2 separate regions of the Mus musculus genome follow, and region 2 is linked to region 1. Evidence: chromatin contacts called from ENCODE Hi-C or POLR2A ChIA-PET data. All regions are on one chromosome and are shown on one strand. The core of a region is the stretch at or near the end of the contact, and the rest is flanking DNA. Distances in the headings are between cores, read along the strand shown.

Region 1 (7,848 bases), core at 1,455-3,954:
CAACAGTAGGCATTTTGACTACTAAGTAGAGACCTTATTACTTTATGTATCACTTTATTACTTAGGAATGGCTACTTACTACCAATATAAAGATTGAATGTGAAAGTCTGTCTGATGGATAGAACCCAAATATCTGTTACTTTCCTGGCTTTTCTGCTTTGTACTGTCAGGATAGAGTTAGTGAGCCTGCTGCACTTTCAGTACTGTTGGGATTTTTGGCCTGTGGTTTGAAGATGGCTTTATAGATATTGATAAAGAACAATTTCAGTAAAACCGATTGATAAACAACAATTTAGATCCAGACATGGTGGCATATGCCTTTAACTCCTTTTTTTTTGGAGAATGCTTTAGAACTGCTTATCAAAAGTGTCAAGTAAATGTGTATATGTTGAATTTTTTAATGTCTTTAAACATTTATTAACTGCCTGTGTGGAGGGGTGTGCACCTGCTGCAGTGCATGTGCAGAAGTCAGAGCCCAGTCAAACTCAGGTGGTCAGGCTTGGCAGGCCGTGCTCTAACTGGCTGAGCCAGCTCTCCATACTATGCATACAGTGTGTATGTGTGTGTGTGTGTGTGTGTGTGTGTGTGTGTGTGTGTGTGTGTGTGTGTACGTGTCCGAGCATGCACACACAGAAGAGTTAGATTTCCTGGAACTGGAGTTCCAGGTGGTTGAGCCCCACATATGCGTGTGGAGAACTGAACTGAACTGCAGTTCTCTGCGACATCAGTAAGCACTCTTAACAGCTGAGCCATTTTTCTAGCTTTTTATACATAAATTTCAACCCAGAAATTTCATAATTTAACTAGCTGTAATTTCTCACAAAGAAAGTCAGACAGGTGCCACTATCAAGGGGATTCCTGAACAATTTTTCTACTCTTCTACTGGAAATGATCCAGGGTTGTTTGATTGATTGTAACCTCAAATAAACTGTGCCAAGGATAACCCCGAACTACTTATCCTTCTGCATATGCCTCCTCACAGCCTATCATTCTCCTAAAACTTGCCCCTAAACCTACTGGGTTGACACTGCATGCCAGCAAGGGCCTGCACCTATGGTGCTTACCGAAGAACATATTATACAGCTCAGCCTGGAGAGAGAGCACTTGTACATATTCTCTCAGGTTTGGTGGTCCTGATTGTATATGGCTATGTTACTTTGAACAAAAATCCTATGAAAGCAAAGGTGTTTGCTATGAACAGTTTATTCTAGTACTTATACTATTGCATCGTATTTCCTTCCTTTAAAATACCATGGAGATTATTTCACAGGCTTGAGTCAGAAAGCATGGAATGAGCACATGGGGCTGGAGTGGTCGGGTGTTTGTTTACTCTTGCTTGTCAGTGCTAAGCACATTAACAGGAAAGCCTCCTTTCCCCTCCGTGTTTGTCTTTATAACATTTGGCGAAATGTTTAGAAGATTCCAGGGTTTCTGGCCTGACACCTGGGAGAACAGGCAAGGAGGACTTGGCTGTGAGCTGCTGCAGGTGGTGGGTTTCGGAAGCCTCTAAAGGATGGGGCTTGAGCTCTCACCCAGCTTTTCACACACCGCTTTGGGAAAACTGAGGGAACCAAGCGGGCAGCGAATTGCTCTCTTCCCCTTTCTTTAACTTTCAGAAACCCTTTTCTAGGCCATTGAATATCGTGCCCCGTTTCTCTGCGTGTCCTAAATCCTGAAGGTTTTATGTCAGTTTAGGGTTTTGTGCTGGGTTTGAGGTTCTCATGTTTTCAGGCTGGCAGCCACTTTGTTACGTACCCTGATATTTCTACCTCCACCTCCCCAGTGTGAGGTTCACAGGCATGTGCCACCTCACCCAACAAAAGCCAGTTTGGCTAAAAATAAATTAAAAAAAAAAAAAAATCCAGTTTGGCCTCTAGGTCTATCTATTTTCTGAAAATTTTGATTAGAATTTCCCACTGACCCACTAAAACCTCATCTCCCCTCTGCTCCCAGCTTGCTGAGTTCTCTTAGTGAGCCGCCCTTCTCTTTTGTTTGGCTCCCAGTTGACCACCTTCTGTGTCTGCCCTGCCTTCTGTCCCTCCTTGGAAGGCCCCGCCTTCCACAGATCTGGAGGCAGAGCTAGGCCTCATGTCCCTTTTCCAAAACCTTTTGTTTGTCCCCATTTCTTACCAAAGAGGTTCCAGATTTTTTAGCTGGCCCATCATCTGTCTTTAAGCCTTGCCTCCCCCCATCAGTGAAATTTCTGGCTATCCCTCCATTGTTAGGACCTTCCTTTGTAGCTTTATCTCTAGACTTCATCTGAGGGCCCTGCTCTGTCCTGCTCTGAGAATCTTTGAAAGCACCCTGGGAGCGGGAGCCACATTCTAGCCTTTTGGCTCTTTTCCCACTGCCTGGCACTTTTCTTTGCCTTGGGCTGCTGGTAGAACTCTGTGGGTGGCTTTCCTAGCAGAATAATGTGCTTGTGTATCCCAGAGAGAGGCAGTGGACAGAGCCACCAGGGGTCCGTCCCGTCCACCTCTTGTTGGAAATGGGTGGCTGGGGTGTCCTGCCTGCCTTCACTTTGCTTTTTGTCACCCTAGCCTTCAAATGGGACCATCCCTGCTGCTGGTTCCAGAGAGAACTGAGAGGCGCTGCCTCTGCCTGCCGGATTCATCAACTTACAGAAACGCATCCTGTTTACATTTCTGGCAGCCTCTCATTGATTTGGATGGTGGCCAGCAGCTAGCCACTCAGCCCTTGTGGGTTTCTAACCAATAGTTTCCCAAGTGCACATGCGCTGTGAGAGCACATGCAAACCCAGCATGGCCTTTGTGCACCACCATAGCCAGTTCTCCTTGCCAGCCTCCCATGTCCAGCGTAGCTTTAGTGTTTTCTGGAAAGACTTCAGTCAGGACTCGCTACAGTAAAACGACTGGGTGACCAGGGGCTAAAAATCCACTGGAAATGAGACCAGGATTTTCAAGTTTGTATCCTCATCTTTTAAAAAAAAGAAAAATAAATCCACATGCCCAGCAGACAGGGGCTCTCTTCTCAACCTAACATTTAAATGGCTAAATTTGTAAGTTGTCTTAAAGGTGCCCTTTGAACAGTTTAAAATGCTCCGTTGTTTTAGGGTGAAGTCATCAAACTGCTTACGACCCTTATTTATGTTTTCACAACTGACTGAAATGTACAGCTGCCAACAGATTAAATCTGCAGTAAGAGTCACTTGGGGCTTTCCTCTGACTGTTAGAGATTCTGTCTGTCAGCTTCTGGCTTCTCTCTCCCTCTCTCTCTCTCTCTCTCTCTCTCTCTCTCTCTTTCCTTCCATCTTTAGGTGTATTAGAGGTCTTAGGTTTCCTTTACTTTTCTTATTTAGGTACTTGGCCTCTTTTTTGTCATTTTGGTTTTGTTTTGTTTTCTGAGACAGGATTTCTCTGTGTAGCTCTGGCTGTCCTGCAACTCACTCTGTAGACCAGGCTGACCTCCAATTCAGATAGCCTCCTGCCTCTGCCTCCAGGTGCTGGAATCAAAGATGTGCACTACCATTCATTGCCCAGCTGGAAATTGGTCTTTTATTTCAAAAGAAGATGGTGGCAGATACTGTCATAGTGTTATACTATGCAGTCCCTCACCTCCACATTGGGCTTTTGGAAGCAACAAAAGCTTGCTTTGGAGCTCAGGTAGGCCTTAACTCACAATCTTCCTGCCTCTGCCTCCCAAATTTTGGAATTACAAACTTGTACCACCACCCACCACACTCAGGCGAGTATCTTAACTTCTAAGACACTGGTACCTCTCCTTGGTTCTTTTTTTTTTTTTACCCCCTCTAAGATGTTTTCTTTTGTCTTTTTTTTTAATTGTGTGTGTATGTTGGTGTCCTATCTGAATTGTTTAAATATTTGTCCCATAGCATTTACATGGAGGTCACAGGACAACTTGCAGGAGTCACCCCTCTCCTTCCACCATGTGAATCCCAGGGATTGAACTGGGGTCACCAGGCTTGGTGGCCATCTCCCAGGCCCTGCAAGCACACTTGAAGCCCAGCCAGTATCCCCAGCAGTGCAGAGGAAGGGAAGGCTCCAGGACCTGTGAGTCAGTTCAGGCAAAGCTTTTGTTTCTGCTACAGAAAAAAGTGACCCTTTGTGAGGATCAGCCATCTCTTTTGTGTTTGTGCTTTTGTTTCTTGAGATAAAATTTAACCCTAAATTGCCCAGGCTGTCCTTGAACTTGATCTTCTTGCCTCAGCCTCCCAAATGCCTAGATAAGAAGTCTGCCATTACAACCTGACCTGGGTTGTAGATTTTTGTTGAGTGACATCATACCCCTCACTAAGCTAAATTCTCTATCATATGAATATAACACCTGAAAAAATACCTTTGTAGCTGGCCTTGGGAAGTAGAGGCAAGAGGATCTCTGAGAGTTCAAGTCCAACTTGGGCTGTGTCACAAGACTCTGTCTCAGAAAACAAAACAACAGGGCCAGATGCTACAAAGTAACATAGTAGGGCTATGCATGTCATCTGTTGGGTGGGTTGGCTTCTGTGTCCAAGCTAGCTGGAGACTGAAATCCTGTCCCAGCTATTTTGCCAGTCGCAGGCTGCCACTGCCTGGCAGAACAGGGGTCCCCCTCCTGATTTCAACAAAGGGGCCTCTGTGCATGCTCAGGTTAGGTTTTGTTGTACATAGTGTGCAAAGTAGGAGTCATCTCTGTTCCTGTCAGCCTTCAGGGTTTTGTCCTTTGGGGAAGGTAGAGACAAGACAGTGTGATCTGAGAAAGCAGGAGGCAGGAAGGCCCCGGAGGCAGCGGTCAGCTGAGCAGTGAGGCAGGAGAGTGGAGGGCTTGCTCAGACACAGTAGCCCCAAGCGACTTCCCCACCACCATACTCACCATCTGCTGAAGACCCAGCTCCCGTTAGGACTTAAGAACTTCAGGAGCCTCACCTTTTCCTGTTCTCTGCTCTGACTCTCTAGTTCCTGTCCCCTGATCCATCATTGGAGCATAAATTGCTATGGTTGCTGGTGAACTTTCTAAAGCGTTTTTATTTGAAATAATGATAGGTTTGCAGGAAGTTGCCAAGCTAGTCTGAGCAGTGTCAGCCAGCATTCTCCACTGTTGTGACACACATAATTACAGTACAGTAGCAGAGCCAGGAAATGAACATGGGTGCAGTGGCTGCATAACCATCACAGTCAGGATCACAGAGGTCCTGTGCTGTCCTTGTTGTCAGCATCCTTTCCTCCCATCACCAGCCTCCACAGCCACCATACACTGTCTATCCTTACATCATCATTTCAGAGAACATTCTGTAGGGGCCTGGAGAGGGCAAAGAAAATATCATATGAAGTGTTGTGTAATATGAGTATTGTATCTGAGGTCCTTCCAGGTTACCATGGCCATCAATCAGTTCCAGAGTTAAACTCATCGCTTTTTTTTTCCTTTAGTACCAAGGATGGAACACAGGGCCTCCTGCATGCTAAGTGAACACTCCACCCCTAAGCCACACCCCACCACTGACCGGTCCTTTTTAATTGCTGAGTAGTAGTCCATAGCAGGAATGTTCCACCGTCCATACCATATGCACCTTCTTGTGAAGGTTTTTGTGAACAGGTTTTGGTTTCTCTGGGGTGGATGATTGAGAGAGAGTTCCCTGGGCTGTGTCCCAGTTTGTTTAGTTTTCTGAGATGCTTCTGAATCTCCCAGCACCCTCACCCTCACCCTCACCCAATGCTTCGTCTTCTCATAGGTAAATGGGTGTGTCTTTAGCCAAAGCCTTGCTCTGCTTTCCCAGGCTGACCATGGTGGGCATCTGCTGACTCGCTGGCTGGGCCTGCTCTTCTGACATCCCTTGATGTCCTTCACCCAGTTTTTTTGTTTTTTTCGTTTTGGTTTGGTTTTAGTTTTTTGAGACAGGGTTTCTCTGTGTAGCCCTGGCTGTCCTGGAACTCACTCTGTAGACCAGGCTGGCCTCGAACTCAGAAATCCGCCTGTCTCTGCCTCCCAAGTGCTGGGATTAAAGGTGTGCGCACCACCGCCCAGCCTTCACCCAGTTTCTAACTAGGCTAGAAACTGTTGAGTTTCTGCTTACATTTGTTACTGTGCAGGGAGAGGAGTGTGGTGTTGCCTTGTGGAGCTTAAAGGACAGCTTGAAGGGGTCAACTCTCTCCTTCATGTGGGTCCAAAGGATTGAGCTCAGATTGTCAGGTTTGGCAGTAAGCATCTCTACCTCCTGAGCCTTCTCAGCACTCCAGACTTGAGTGTTCTTTATAAATTCTTAGCACAACTCCATTGTCAGCTGTGTGCTTGGCAGATATTTTCTCCTATTGCTGAGTGGATGATAATGTGAATATGATCACCCTGACTCCAAGGGGGCGACACCTCCACAAGGCATTCCTGTCGGTTAGACATGCAGCAAAGACTGAGGAATAACTACACTGCCTCGGTGGGTCAGGGCAAGTGCGGAAGCTACAGCATCAGCCCAAGGCTGCAGTTGAGCTATGAAGACACATAGCTGATGAAGACCTGCCTTGGGGTTAGGATGAGGTATCTTAGGTTAAAGGACAACTAAAACCATGGAGCCATGCACTTTCCATGGGCAAATCAGGCAGCAGATGCATATAGCACAATAAAGCTGTTACTTAATTTTCTAAAATGGTAAGTATGTGGAATGGGGTGGTACATGCCTGTCACCCCAGCACTCAGTACGTAGAGGTAGGAGGTTACAGTTCAAGACAAGTAAGTCAGTCAGTCAGTCAGTCCAGGTGGTTGCCTGGTGGGTAAGAGCTCTTGCTGTACATGTGTGAAGATCTGAGTTTGAATCACCTGCACCCACATGAAAACTGGACCTGTAACCACATCCCTGTGGTAATGGAGACAGGAGGATTCTGGGGCATACTGCTGCCAGCCTTCCTCCAGGTTCATTGAGATAAAGGACTAAGGTGGAGAACAGTAGAGCAGGATGCAGGCCCCGGCCGGCCTCCACATGAGAGCACAGCATGTGTGCCCACATGCATATACATCACATGCATGCAACAATAAAAAAACAAATAAAATGTCACATGGGCAGAAATGGAGGTGGTGATTCGTAGACTGGCAGGCAGGCAAGGCAAAGTCTTTCCTACCACTGCCTTCTTGGTGACCCCACTACTCTACACAGTACTGACTATTCAGAGAGCTGAGTGAGCCTTAGGCACTCAGGACAGACCTCACAGGATCTGCCTGGCCGATCTTGAAGCAGTAGTCTGAGAGGGTGGGTGACCAGAAGCCTCCGCTGAAATGGAGTTCTTCCAGGCCAGGCGTCCCCTAGCATTGTTTGATTTGGGGGTCTTGCCCATCCCTCTTGACCCTGTCTGCAAGGGGAGGAAAGGGCAGGGAAGCACTAAGCGTATTTTTAACATGGAGGAAGCAAGTGCAAGGATGGACAGCAGTTTCTGCTGGCAGCACAGAGGGACAGTGCATGGGACATTTGGCGGAGTGGGCTCAGTGCACGGCCACTCCATCTTTTCCTGTCTCAGGGTTGCTTACTGCCTGTGTGCATGACTTCCTGCTCTGCCTGTTTTGAGTTGGGACAAGCAGTTGTATCTTGTTAGGAATTGACAGCCCTAGGACAGTGTGGCTAAAGGTGCCAGCACTCCCTTCCCATGTAGCTGCTCCATCCCAGTGCCTTGGCAGGAAGGGAGGGAGGCACTGCACAAGAACCTCTGCCTGTAGTTATAGGCTGTTCTAGTTCCTCTCCACTACTGTGATAAAATGCTCTGACCAAAAGCAGTCTGGGGAATAAAGGGTTTATTTCATCCTACACTTGAAGGTCAGAGTACATCTTTGAGCAAGTCAGAGCAGGACCTTGTAGCAGAAACTATAAAGGAATATGACTTGCTGGTTCACTCTTTGACTCCTTCTAGTACAGCA
Region 2 (7,848 bases), core at 3,458-5,957, 39 kb before region 1:
TTCAGATTTCTTTGTGCAGCATTTTTAATTTTTGTGGTACCACAATTCACTAATTCTACCTTTATCACCAATATCCTCCCTGTCACCACCACTGTCACTACTGTCACCACCACCATCACTGTCATCACTATTGTCACCATCACCATTGTCACCATCATCACTGTCACCATTGTCACCATTACCATCTCCACTGTCACCCTCACCACTGTCACTCTCATCACTGTCACCATCACTATCCTCACTGTCACCACCACCATCACTATCATCACTATTGTCACCATCACAACTGTCACCATCACTGTCACCACCACCATCATCACTATCACCACTGTTACCATCAATCACCATCACCACAGACACCATCACCACAGTCACCATCATTGCCATCACTGTCACCATCACCATCTTCACAAAAGCCATCACCATTACCACCATCCGCCCTCCACCTTGGACATGCTAAGATTACAGGTTTGTGCTGCCACTTCTGGCTTTTTGACATGACATGGGCAATAAAATTCAAATCCAAGTCCTTGTGCTTGTACAGCAAGCACTTTACCCACTGGACCACCTCAACTCCCAGCTAAACCTTTCTCTCTGCAAACTTAAGATTTATCAAGGTCCATTTCTTAGATGATTGTTACTTAGTACATGTGTATATGTCTCTTTGTGTGTACATATGTGTATATATATATATATGTGTGTGTGTGTGTGTACATATGTATATGTGTATAAATGTATATGTATACATGTGTGTACATATGTGCATGTGTATATATGTGTGTACATGTGTGTATATGTATATATGTCATATGTATATGTGTATACATGTATATGTATACATGTGTGTACATATGTGTATGTGTATATATGTGTGTACATGTGTGTATGTATATATATGTATATGTGTGTACATGTGTGTATGTGTATATATGTATATGTGTGTACATGTGTGTATGTGTATATATGTATATGTGTGTACATGTGTGTATGTATATATATATATATGTATATGTGTGTATGTGTATATATGTATATGTGTGTACATGTGTATATGTATATATATATATGTATATGCGTGTGTACATGTGTGTATGTGTATATATGTATATATGTGTGTGCACGTGTGTGTATGTGTATATGTGTATATATGTGTGTACATGTGTGTATGTATACATGTGTGTACATATGTGTATATGTATATATGCATGTGCGTGTGTGTATGTGTATATGTGTGTGTGTGTGTGTGTGTGTGTGTATACTCACAGACAGGCAGCTGTGGGCTACGCATTGGGAATGCTAGAAATTGAATTCAGATTCTCTGCAACAGCGGTACATATTTTTTCTTTACTACTTTAGTTTTACATGTACAGGTGTTTTGCCTACATGTATGCCTGTGAGCCATGTACATGCCTGGTGCCTGCTGAGGCATCAGATCTCATAAAACTGGAGTTACAGATAGTTGCAAGCTGCTGTATGGATGCTGAGAATGGAACCTGGGTCCAGAGAGAAAAACAGCCAGCTTTCTTAATTACTGAGCCATCTCTCCAACCCCAAGGCTCCATTTTTGTCCTCATTGATTTACAGATAAGAAAAGCACATTTCAGAGATGTTAAATGACTCATTCCAAGGCACACATCCCTAAATGGTAAAGCAAAACTTCCAAACTCTCCTACACGCCCTGAACCCACAGACTATATGAAGCAGGCAGCAGGTCAGGCTTCCTGTTCAGGTTCTGCTATTGACAAACCATACTTACACCTAAGAATCACTGGTAGTGCTTGGAACTCAGCATTCTTTGGGGGGTGGGTATGGTATGTTTGAGTGTGTGTGTGAATATGTACTTGTAGTGTGTACGCGCACACACACATGCAAATGTACATATGTGGATGTCTGAGCTCAACTTTAAATATCTTTCTTCAATCATTTCCCTTTCTTTCCTTTTGATACAGTTATGGTTAGCTTCAGTTGTCATTTGACAGATTTGGGGGAAAAGGAATCAGACTGGCCTGTGGGCATCTTCTGTAGACCAATGTAACATAGGTGGGCCCAGCCCACTGCGGGCAGTGCCAGCCCTGGACAGGTGGCCCTGGGTTTTATAAGAAAGCTAGCTGAGCAGGAGCCAGGCAAACAAGCCAGTGGGCAGTAGTATTCCACAGTCTCTGCTTCAACCTCTTGCCTTGAGTTCCTGCCTTGGCTTCCAGTGGTAAACTGTAACTGTAAGCTAAAATAACCCCCTTCCTCTCCAAGTTGCTTTTGGTCATGGTCTGTCATCACGAGTACAGAAGAGCAAATTAGACACAGGAGAATCTGAAACTCATTGATTCAGCTGGCCTGGCTGGCCAGTAAGCTTCCAGAATGATATTCTCTCTCTCTCTCTCTCTCTCTCTCTCTCTCTCTCTCTCTCTTCTCCTGACCTCCACTAGGGATTGGAGCCACACACTAGCACCCGGGCATTTTCCATAGGTTCTGGGGAATCAAAAGTCAGGGGTCCCCGCTTGCTCTGGCAGGCACTTTACTGAGCCAGCCATCTCTCCAGCCCTCCGATTGTTTTATTAGAGCTACCCTGTAACTTGCCTCTCTCCCAGCGGTGTGGAGAGAACAGATGACATCAGATAATGTATGTAAAGCACTTTAGAAATTACAGCATGCCATATAAATGCCAGGGGTAATTAAGAGACTATTATGGAGTGCATGGATACACGTGTTTATTTCAAGCACTTTAGCCTTTTAGCAAATGTGAAGGATATGGCCAGAACCCTTGTCAAAGTCCCAAATTAGATACTATCAACAGTATATAATTTCTCCCATAAAACACCACAATGTGTCACTAAAAAAAAAAAGCTAAATGGCCCTTTAAAATAGTTAATGATTCTATAAACACCAGCATCAAGCTATTTATAAAGTTATTTGTAAATGTCTGGAGCATTTGCCGAAAACTGTGAATTAATTTAGGTTTTTAAAACTGAATAAGGTTTGAACTCTAGTCCATGGGTTCAGATTCCCCCATTTTCTGTCTTAGAAACATATTCTTAGGTGTCATGGCATGCATTTAGGAAGCAAAGGCGGGAAGATCAGGAGTTTAAAGTCATCCTTGGCTGTAATTTTCCCAGCCTGAGATAAATGAGACCTCTCTTAAAAGACAATAAACCGTGAGCTGGGGTGATCCCTTAGTGGGTACAGCATTGGCTTCAAAGGAGTGAGGACCTGTGTTCAGATTCGCTAGAATCCACACACAGCCAGACGCAGTAGCAGGCATCTGTACTCCAAGCAAGATGGGAAGTAGAGATGGGCTATCTTCAGTTTCTGAGCCAGCTACCCCAGCATATGCAATGGCAAACAATAAGAAACCCTGCCTCACACAAGGTGGAAGGCAAGGGCCAACACCAAAGGTTGTCTTCTGTTTGTAATAGAAAGTGGGATATGGAACAGGTACACATATTGAAAAAAAACATTTTGAGACAGAGTCAAGCTTTAGTCCAGGCTGGCCTCAAATTCCATATTTTCCTGTCTCGGGCTCTCTCAATACTGGGATTATATCACACAAGCTTGACCTCCTCTTGCAACATCATCTCTAGCCAAGATGGTGAGAGAGTTACTATGTAGCCCTGGCTGGCTTCAAACTCATCTCAATTCTCTTGCTTCTGTAATGATTCTCCATGCAGCACCAACACCCTTCAGACACCACACTTCAGACCACTATTCCACATCAAACTGCCTGAGTGATTATGACAAACACAGATGTGTGTGTGCGCGCTCGTGCATGTGTGTGCAAGTGTGTGTGTGTGTGTGTGTGTGTGTGCGCGCGCCAGTGCACATACATACAAAGGCCAAGAAGTCGCTCAACTGCCTCCCCTCTGTAACGTTTCAAACAGCTTCTCTCACTGAACCTTAAGCTTATCATTGGGGCTAGGATAGCTGCACAGCAAGTTACTGGAATTGGTCTTATCTTGGGTTTTGAGAGGTGGGGTTACAGGCACAACTGGAAATTTGAACTCATGTCCTCACACTTTCACAGTTCTTTCCCACTGAACCATCTCCCCTTAATCATATTTTAAGAAAGTGCCTAGGGAGACCCATACAATAATTTTGTTTGTTTGTTTTCTCCTTATTTGGGGCCCATGTAACACTCAAAGCAGCTTTTGTTTGAAAATGATGACCCACCCTGCTTCAATGTTTTTGGAAGGAAAACGACTGAGCTTTCTCCCTAAACTTAAGAGCAGGAGGACCTCATCGCTATTTCCCAACTTTGCAGCCACATCTTGGGCTCACAGCCGGACCAACCTGGGAATCAAGGCAGAGAGTCACTCTGTACACCTGGCACTTTTGGCCTCGCCCCATTTCCCACAACTTCCAATCCCAAGCGTAGTTATTGTGACTGACAAACGATCAGAGCACTTCTAATTGGTTGCGAAGGGCTTCAGCTCCTCCTCCTCAATGGCCCCACCTCCCTTTCATTCTGAAAGAAAGAAGTTTGCTCAGCAGTCCAATAAGAAGCTCCCTCATCGAAAAGATCCCGCCTTTTTCGGCACCGGCTCCGCCCCAAGGACCACAGGAGTGCCCGCCTCCTCCAAGGCACGCTTGTCCAGTAAAAAAGCGCGCTGCCCAAGATAGAAGACTTCCCAACCAATAAAAGAGTTTCTGCGCGGCGCCGCCCCGCCCTCCGCGCCTTCCCCTCCGCCCCTCAGCCGGCCCGGCGAGTGAGGGCCTCGGGGCGGCGGCGGCGGACGCAGCCTGAGGGAGCGGCGGGCGGGGCGGCGCCTGGCCCGGCAGGGCCGCGCCGGCTGAGGGGCGTCCATGGCGCGCGGGCCCCAGCGGGGCGCGGCCGCGGCCTGAGGGCGGCCATGTCCGGGGTGGTGCGGACCCTTAGCCGCTGCTTGCTGCCGGCCGAGGCCGGAGCCCGCGAGCGCAGGGCGGGCGCGGCGCGCGACGCGGAGCGCGAGGCCCGACGGCGCAGCCGCGACATCGACGCGCTGCTGGCCCGCGAGCGGCGCGCGGTGCGGCGGCTGGTCAAGATCCTGCTGCTGGGCGCCGGCGAGAGCGGCAAGTCCACCTTCCTCAAGCAGATGCGCATCATCCACGGCCGGGAGTTCGACCAGAAGGCGCTGCTGGAGTTCCGCGACACCATCTTCGACAACATCCTTAAGGTGACGCGCGGCCCCGCCCACACACACCTGGTCCAGGTGGCGCGCGGGCCCCGCCCCCTTTGTTCTCCACGGACCCGCGACCCTGCCACCCGGCGCCCCTCCCTTCCAATAGGGACCTCAAGCAATGCAGTTGGGGTTACTCCCGTGACCTCCCAGGGGCGCGATAGATTTGCAGAGCCCTGGACGCTTGGGGACCGTGGGAATGCAAGCTGGACCACTCTCAGGGACTTGGGTTACAAATAGGGTGTTAGGGCTGGACACGTGGATTGAGGGTCGCCAACTCTCCCTGTCCCTCCAGCATGCAAAGTTTATAGTGTAGGTTGGAGGACATCAGCCTTCGTTTTTTATTTGTAAATGAGAATTGACCATTTTATTCCCCCCACCACACACACACACACACATTATATCATATACCCCAGACTGGCCTTGAACTCACTCTGTAGCTAAGAATGACCTTGAACTCCTGATCCTTTCTCTCCTCAACTTCTCAAATCCTGGAATTACAGAGGAGGAGGGCGCTGTGTCACCATACTTTGTTCGTGTAGTGCTGGGATTGAATCCAGAACTTCATGCGTGCTAGGGAGGACATTACTAACTAGACTAAGTTGCCAGTGTTTGTATTTTTGAGATAGGGAGTCATGAAGCCCAGGCTGGCCTTGCCATGTAGACAAGGCTGACCTTAAACTCCTTATCCTTCTGACCCGTCTCCCCAGTGGTAGGATTACAGGCATGTGCCACCCATACTTTGTTCTTTAAACCTTTTAGTATGGTGATTTAACATACACACCAAGTTAGGTGAGATGTTAGAAGGAGCTTCGAGACACCCACTACCCAGCATTGAAACAAGGGTCAGTTCTGTGCCAATCGTGTTCGTCCCTAACCACCTCCCTACCTGTACCCCCGGCCTCACCCCGACCCCAGTCTCCAAGTTAATCCAAGATATATAGTTGTATTAGAAAACATCTTGGTATGTGACACTAAACCTGCTTTAAAAGCATATGTACAGGACCATTATAGAACTAAAAAAAGGAAGAGGAAAAAAAAAATTAGACTAGGAATATGGTTCAGTGGGAAAGCACCAGTCTAGCAAGTACAAGCCCAAGGCGTCCAACCTCTACACTGCAAAACACAAAAACAAAGAACCTTCCAGAAGCCTTCTCATGTCATTCAGGGTCCACGTGTCCTTCATTGTTGCATAGTTGTTTTGTCTGTTTGAACTAGATGCAATAATCCTCATGTGGTAATGAACTCAAGGTCCTGTCCCTTGTGCCTTTTATATTCTGTGCCGTATATGTGAAAGAAACAGTCATGTTGACAGAGTCTAGGATCAGTGTTAATACAGTGAGTCTTTGCAGAAGGGTCAAAAAGAAAGTTGTGGAGAACTGGGCCTGTAGCTCTGTAAGTCTCTTCCAATGTGCATAAGGCCCTGGGTTGAGTGTGGGATAAACTGGTCAAGGTAGCATTCTCCTGCATTTTGAGATTCTCCTGCACTGTGGAGGTAGAGGCAGGAGGATTTAAGTTCAAGGCTTAGCTGCATGGACGGTTTGAGGCTAGCCAGGACTATGTGAGAGCCTGTCTCAACATTGGAATAAGATGTAGCAAAAGTCTAGACACAGAGTCTATTCTGCACCTAGATTAGCTTCCTCGTCAAGTTTCTCATCTCTCTTTTTCTTCTTGATTCTTTCCAAGCCCCTGGTTTTTTGGGGGGTGGGGGGACAGGTCTGAGGAACACGGTTTCAAGCAGGTAGAGAGGTTTGTCTTATCAGAAAAGCTACCCTCGAAACTAGATTTTTACAGGGCCTTGGTTTTTTTTTTTTAAGTTAGCAAGGGGACGCAGAAGCCCATCTGGGACACGTCTTTCAGTTCGGCCTTGAGAAACCTTGGTGTAGGGCGGTTGGGCTGGGATCCTGGGAGCCAGACTTCCGGGCCAACACTCCCACACTCAACATGTTTGTTACTAAATGTTTCATTTTAATACAAGTAGCTCCTCTGGGTTCAAGATGGGGAAAAAATCTTATGAAGGAAAAATCACACACTTTTCACCTTCCAGAGAGAGCCTCGGGGAAGCAAGGGGTTCTGGCCAAGTGCTTCATAAACATTAATGCAAACCTTAAAGGGATGGGTATATTGTTCAGAATTCCCGGCATCTTCAAGGATTTTGTAAAACTTGACTGTCACTCAAGGCCTGTTTTCCAGCATCTCCTTTAAGGAGCCTGGTTTTATTTTTGCTGCTTTTCTGAACCCCAGAGCCAGGTAGGCTTGGAGGGCTCAGTTTCTTTCAGCTTGGGAGGCAGAAAAACTATTTGGGAACATAGATCTCAAGTCTACTTTGCTCTATTAAGTGCGTTTTAGAGAAGTCAGTCTCCTTCCTGTGCTCATCAGCATCCCCTTTTCCTGGCTTCCTGTGCTCATCAGCATCCCCTTTTCCTGGCTTCCTCTATGATTTTGTTGAAAATATCGTCTGGGTCTTGTAGTTGGAAATCTTCTCCTTCTGTTCCTATTATTCTTAAATTTGGTCCTTTCATCCTGTCCCAGATTTCTTGGGTGTTTTGTGCCATGAACTTTTTAGATTTAGCTTGCTTTTTTTGACATAAAACCTCTTCCTGAGTCCTTCCATCTCCAGGACTCCCTCAGTTTGTGTTGTCTTTATTGCTTCTAGTCCCATTCTCAGGTCTTGGACAGTTTTATTCGTTTCCTTCACCGG

Evidence for each region. Hi-C counts contacts between places; a loop is a spot of excess contacts on that map. ChIA-PET counts read pairs that join two places held with the same protein, here RNA polymerase II (POLR2A).
Region 2: a loop to region 1 is called in a map of heart, with 2.9 times the contacts of the local background. The contact joins the promoter of Gna12 here to the enhancer-like site in region 1. A Hi-C loop is called at or near these places in 10 of 37 maps with a recorded cell type or tissue (adrenal gland, heart and left cerebral cortex). POLR2A ChIA-PET finds 5 or more read pairs at or near these places in 2 of 5 experiments (Patski and embryonic stem cell).

What each region holds. Positions count from the first base shown.
Region 1 is chr5:140,785,892-140,793,739 of GRCm38, reverse strand. All of the region lies in intron 1 of Gna12 (guanine nucleotide binding protein, alpha 12), which reads left to right. Among named protein-coding and RNA genes, the nearest start is that of Gm30745, 40 kb to the right of the region's middle. Within about 2 kb of position 2,704, at least 1 of the 3 ENCODE cell types and tissues checked has a DNase peak (open chromatin) inside an H3K27ac peak, as active enhancers do; it is heart, where a contact is called at or near this core.
Region 2 is chr5:140,827,290-140,835,137 of GRCm38, reverse strand. It overlaps Gna12 (guanine nucleotide binding protein, alpha 12), which reads left to right and starts at 4,707. Exons shown (of 4, transcript NM_010302.2): 1 at 4,707-5,144. The coding sequence starts at 4,842.